2 separate regions of the Homo sapiens genome follow, and region 2 is linked to region 1. The links are chromatin contacts, found by Hi-C in ENCODE. All regions are on one chromosome and are shown on one strand. Each heading gives the region's core, a stretch centred on a gene start or an enhancer-like site at or near the end of the contact. The rest is flanking DNA. Distances are from core to core; before and after follow the strand shown.

What was found. Hi-C counts contacts between places; a loop is a spot of excess contacts on that map. Pooled maps may share reads with other maps.
Region 2: a pooled map shows a loop between it and region 1 (2.9-fold over the local background). The contact joins two enhancer-like sites. A Hi-C loop is called at or near these places in 1 of 168 maps with a recorded cell type or tissue (adrenal gland) and 3 of 50 pooled maps.

What each region holds. Positions count from the first base shown.
Region 1 is chr7:155,802,586-155,805,487 of GRCh38, reverse strand. It overlaps SHH (sonic hedgehog signaling molecule), which reads left to right. Exons shown (of 3, transcript NM_000193.4): 3 at 1,762-2,902. The coding sequence ends at 2,588. Among named protein-coding and RNA genes, the nearest start is that of SHH, 8.4 kb to the left of the region's middle. RefSeq lists an enhancer at 1-322 and a silencer at 229-408. Within about 2 kb of position 1,652, at least 5 of the 41 ENCODE cell types and tissues checked have a DNase peak (open chromatin) inside an H3K27ac peak, as active enhancers do.
Region 2 is chr7:156,918,039-156,920,923 of GRCh38, reverse strand. All of the region lies in intron 3 of LOC102723795 (a long non-coding RNA gene), which reads right to left. Among named protein-coding and RNA genes, the nearest start is that of LMBR1, 26 kb to the right of the region's middle. RefSeq lists enhancers at 1,961-2,030, 2,051-2,110. Within about 2 kb of position 1,468, at least 3 of the 41 ENCODE cell types and tissues checked have a DNase peak (open chromatin) inside an H3K27ac peak, as active enhancers do.

The DNA.
Region 1 (2,902 bases), core at 403-2,902:
TCGGGGAAACTCTGCCTTCCTCAACCCCCTTCCAGGCTTCCCTACTTGTCTCCTAAATTCCATGTTAATGGCACTATGTTAGTAGGAAAACACTGTTAAGGTGTCAAGGCACACTTGTAGGTAAAGGCTAGAGTGGCTTCTCGTCCCCACAGAAAGCAAAGGCGTGGAGCGGGGGCGGCAGGGGCGGGTGTGCGGCCCGGAGAGCTCCCGGCTGCAGGCAGGCAGGAGGCGGCGCCCCCACCTCGCGGGCTCGGCGGCGGCCCCTGGGCCCAGGGCGCCCCCTGCGCAAAACCTCCTCCCCGGCTCCCTGCCCGCGGGGTCCCCCTAGCGGGGGTCTCCGGAGGCCTCCTCCCAAGTGAGCAGCGCTAATCCATCCCCCGGATCGCGCCGGGAGAGCGGAGCCGCGGCGCGGGAGCCGCTCATTGGCATTCTGAGCACACGGGCGGGGGCGCGGGGCGCAGCGTGTCAAGCCGGGCCGTGCGACTCGACGACTCGGGCTCGCCAGCGCCCGGGGTCGCATTCCGGGGGGCTACGGAGGGCCTCCAACGGCCAGCCCCGCACTTCATGCCAGAGAAACCGATGAGAAGATTAAAAGCCCCCTGTAATTCCAGCAGGAAGATTCTTTCTGGCAATCTCTATTTGCAAAAAGCATGATCCCGGAGATTGGAATGCAAAGAAGACGGCCCTCCCCGCCCTCCTCCCCGGCCCCCTGCGCTCCGCCCCAACTTCAATTATTGTCCTGGGGACAGTGAGCCTCAGAGAGCGACAGAGGGCTCGAGAAAGCGGGTAGTCAAGGGGCCTTGAGACCCGGCGCTTCCAGCGCTCCGAACAGGCCCCGCCATTTAAAATTCAAATACACATCTTGAGTGCTTGGAAGAGAGGCCTGGCTGTGCAAATAGTGCTTGTGAATTGCACACGGGGTGGGGGGGGGTTGCACCTGAGCAAATAGGGAGGGGGAGGCCCGCGAGCTGGGGAGAGAGTGAGCTGAGAACAGGGAGGGGAGAAAATGGAAGTGTCCCCTTCCAAGAGTGTCTCCTGTTTATCCCAGAAATCACAATGACAATGCTGGGCCCTTTATTGGATTTTAATTAGAAAATCCACACAAGCCTCGGATTTTCACACCTCGGCCAATCTCTGGAATGTTTGTCCAGTTGCTACAACTACTGCAGCTATTTTTCACTCCCCGCCCCCGCCCCTCCGCAGGCCCACGCCGAGGCGCGGCAGGGTGCTGCGGGCAGGCGGGCAGGCGGGCAGGCGGGCCAGGGGTTTCCGCCGCGCAGCCCGGGTGCTGAGTGCGCGAGCAGGCGCCGCGCCCCGCGCCGGGGCGGGAGGGAAGGAGGGTGCGCCCGGCGCCCGCGGGAGCTCAAGGAGGCTTCCTGAGGAATCCAAGTGCAGAGCAAACACCCTCTGGATGGATTCGCGGCGAGGCCGGGTGTGTGCGGAGCTGGGGGTGGGGTTGGAGGAAGGCGGAAGGAAAGAGTGTCACCGGCCTCTGCAGGAAACGCCAGCCAACCTCTGTGACCGCCAGCCCAGACTTAGAGAGTCGTTAAGGAATGTGTCGGAATCCTGTCCCTGGGGCAGTGGGGTTGGGGGAGGGAGGTGTGTGCGGGACCCGCCTGGAATCAATCGCCCCGCCCCGCGCCTTGCGCACCCCTGGCCTAGGAGCGCGGGCACCAAGCGTGCGCCCTCCTCCCCGAGACGCGCCTCCCTCTCGGAACTCAATGCCCTGTCCTCTCTTCTTTCCCTTCTCCTCACCCGCAGAGAACTCGGTGGCGGCCAAATCGGGAGGCTGCTTCCCGGGCTCGGCCACGGTGCACCTGGAGCAGGGCGGCACCAAGCTGGTGAAGGACCTGAGCCCCGGGGACCGCGTGCTGGCGGCGGACGACCAGGGCCGGCTGCTCTACAGCGACTTCCTCACTTTCCTGGACCGCGACGACGGCGCCAAGAAGGTCTTCTACGTGATCGAGACGCGGGAGCCGCGCGAGCGCCTGCTGCTCACCGCCGCGCACCTGCTCTTTGTGGCGCCGCACAACGACTCGGCCACCGGGGAGCCCGAGGCGTCCTCGGGCTCGGGGCCGCCTTCCGGGGGCGCACTGGGGCCTCGGGCGCTGTTCGCCAGCCGCGTGCGCCCGGGCCAGCGCGTGTACGTGGTGGCCGAGCGTGACGGGGACCGCCGGCTCCTGCCCGCCGCTGTGCACAGCGTGACCCTAAGCGAGGAGGCCGCGGGCGCCTACGCGCCGCTCACGGCCCAGGGCACCATTCTCATCAACCGGGTGCTGGCCTCGTGCTACGCGGTCATCGAGGAGCACAGCTGGGCGCACCGGGCCTTCGCGCCCTTCCGCCTGGCGCACGCGCTCCTGGCTGCACTGGCGCCCGCGCGCACGGACCGCGGCGGGGACAGCGGCGGCGGGGACCGCGGGGGCGGCGGCGGCAGAGTAGCCCTAACCGCTCCAGGTGCTGCCGACGCTCCGGGTGCGGGGGCCACCGCGGGCATCCACTGGTACTCGCAGCTGCTCTACCAAATAGGCACCTGGCTCCTGGACAGCGAGGCCCTGCACCCGCTGGGCATGGCGGTCAAGTCCAGCTGAAGCCGGGGGGCCGGGGGAGGGGCGCGGGAGGGGGCGGGGCGGGGCAGCAACAGCAACGCAAAGCAAAAAGACACTCGGAAAAGGCGCACGAACCAGACTGAGTTATAATAAGAATAAGAATAATAAAGTAGGACAGTCCAAAGTAGACTCTAAGGAAACAAGGACCCCGGGAAGTTTTGTTGTTGTGCTTAGTTGATATATATTTTTTGAATTTTTTTGGTTATTGTTTTATTTTGGTTATTTTTTCCTCCTCTCCTGGCTATTTATTTGTTTGGTATGAATAGATGTTTTAAATAATATGAACCGGACCTTCA
Region 2 (2,885 bases), core at 219-2,718, 1.1 Mb before region 1:
CCACCAGCTTCTTGTGGGAGGTTAGATACTATCCAGGCCTGCCCGCAGTCATCTGGAGGCCTAAACCCCTCCCTGTGGTGCTTCAATGGTCATGTTCCTTGTCCACTTTCATGTTCCTCCCATACTCCTGGTTCCTCTTTGAAGTTCGTAGTAGATAGCAGTAGAAGAAATAGTGAAAGTCTTAAAAAGTCTGATCTTTCTTGTAAGTGCATAGAAGAAAACGCTGACGTATGCTGCCTTCCCTCTCTGCTTCGGCTACCTAAAAGGGAAAGGGCTCCCTGTCCCATGATCACGTGACTTGCCTGGCCTTATCAATCACTTGGACGACTCACCCTCCTTACCCTGCCCCCTTGTCTTGCATGCAATAAATATCAGCGCGCCCAGCCATTCGGGGCCACTACCGGTCTCCGCATCTTGGTGGTAGTGGTTCCCCGGGCCCAGCTGTTTTCTCTTTATCTCTGTCTTGTGTCTTTATTTCTTACAATCTCTCATCTCTGCACACGGGGAGAACACTCACTAAGCCCTGTAGGGCTGGACCCTATAGGTCCCCTGGCCCTGGTGTCAGCGAGCTCCCTGGCAATCCCCTCGCCAGTGCTGCCAGGCTTGACTGGTGCTCTTGGCAGAACTCCTGTCTGATCTGAGGGAGGAGTGAGCCTACCTGGGCCACCTTCTGTTCAAGGTTGTGGGTGAGAAGACACCTGGCCCGGGTCACTTGGGCTGTGGGTGGGGAGTTGTAAGGCATCCTGCTACTGGGGTGCTCCTCCAGTCTGGGGTCCCTTACACGTCTGCCTTCCTCTTTCCACTTTTCAGAGTTCCCCTTTGTCTTTCCTGACTGCCTCATCTGCACTTGATTGCACCATCCGATTTCAATTATCTCCATAGCATTGATCAATTACCTGATATTTTAATACTTAACCAATTGTATTTGTCTCTCCTCCTAAAGTATATGCATAAGATAGCTGAGACCTGTAAGAACTGTTCTTGAATCAGGGCTTATGTGTAAGCTTTATTTGCGTCAGTATTCTCAGCTCCTAGAGTAGGGGTGGGCGCAGGGCAGGCCAATCCTGGTGAGGGTGAGCCAAGTGAGTGCGTGAAAACCAAAGGAAAAAACAAGAGTGAATGCAGATGTCTTCACCCCCAAACAACATGTTGAGTCACCCTAATTAGTACACAAAGAGAGAACAATTTACTGGGACAGGCCAGGCGAGTGTGACTGTCTGCCCACGGTACAAACTTGCTTCTCCTCTCATGCCTGAGTACGGGTAGGCATTCATTCACCGATGGAGGAATGTGCCTTTTGACTCTGCAAACACAATGAGGAGAGTGTGAGGGGTCCGGCGCACCTCTGGGGTTTATGCGCTGCCTCTGCCTGAAGCACGGAAGCAGGTGAGCGTGGGCCTGTCGGTGGTCCAAGGCCACAGGACACTGATGGCTGCCGTCGCCCAGCCTGCCCGCGCTGCGCAGAACCAATTCCTGTCTCTGCCCCTTGGCGAGTGACCAGGTTGCCCAGCAGTGTGAATGTGTGAGAGCTGCTAATCTCACCCCGTTTTCTCACTCTCTTTTTGGGAAGAAGAAAACCAAGCTGAATAAACAACTGTCGGCAAACAAGCACCCTGGACCTCCTTTGGCGTGTCCTTGAACAATACTGAATGCCTTTATTAGTCTGTGCGGTTAACACCAGCCTATTTATTTTTGCTAATGAGACAGAAGTGGAAGATTGGGGTTTTTACAACATTAGACATTATGCCAACCAATTTAATTATTGACAGGGATCAAGGATATTCACCCCACATCAAGTCCACTACTTATTATTGTAACATGCCTAAGAGGAATTAACCACATTTGAACTTAATTAGAACATTCATGATTTCAGAATAAAGCCTATCCCTGCTAATTCTCGAATTAATCTGATTTGTACTGGCTAGGATTTCTAATGCTTCTGAAACAAATCTTTCAGAAGTAGAATGGTGCATGGTTTCTTTTCTAACTACAGGAATGCAGTCAGTGACTTCAGAAATGATTCCTCAGTTAATGCCACATGTTTATTTGCATGCTTTTCCTGGTAACTATTATTCATATTTCAGATTAAAGTCTACCCTTAGACTCATATCAGGAGCTAGGCTATGCAGACATCACTATTAGAATTAAATGTACTACCTGAGGGGAGAAGTAAGAGCATCTGCTCCTTCAATGTTTGGATGAATAAAGGCTGATGATGCCAGGGCTGGTTACTAAGATTTGTTGTATTAAATAGAATCACTTTTCCTTGAGGTCTGTAAGCACTCACACACACACACACAAACTCACACTCACACACACACTCACACACTTACCTGAAAGCAGGAGGCTAAGTTTTGAAGTTTCAAACTTTAACTTGTAAAACAGCCAAATGAAAAATTAAAACCCGGCCAAGCGTGGTGGCTCACGCCTGTAATCCCATCACTTTGGGAGGCCGAGGCAGGTGGATCACTTGAGGTCAGGAGTTCGAGACCAGCCTGGCCAATCTGGTAAAACCCCATCTCTACTAAAAATACACAAATTAGCTGGGCATGGTGGCAGGCACCTGTAATCCCAGCTATCACTTGAACCTGGGAGGTGGAGGCTGCAGTGAGCCAAGATCACGCCATTGCACTCCAGCCTGGTCAACAGAGTGAGATGCCGTCTCAAAACAAAAACAAAAACAACAACAAAAAAAACAACCCACCCCCTACATTTTAATGATTAGGATAGAAAGTGAGAGAAGGGTAATTATCCAGTGAATTTAGACACTGTAAACAAAATGTATCATTTAACCTGAATACTTACTCCATCCTTAATTATCTACAGTATAATTCTGACAAAATTGCTATTTGCCTGTATTGCAACTATAGCTTTGTGGTCTTAGG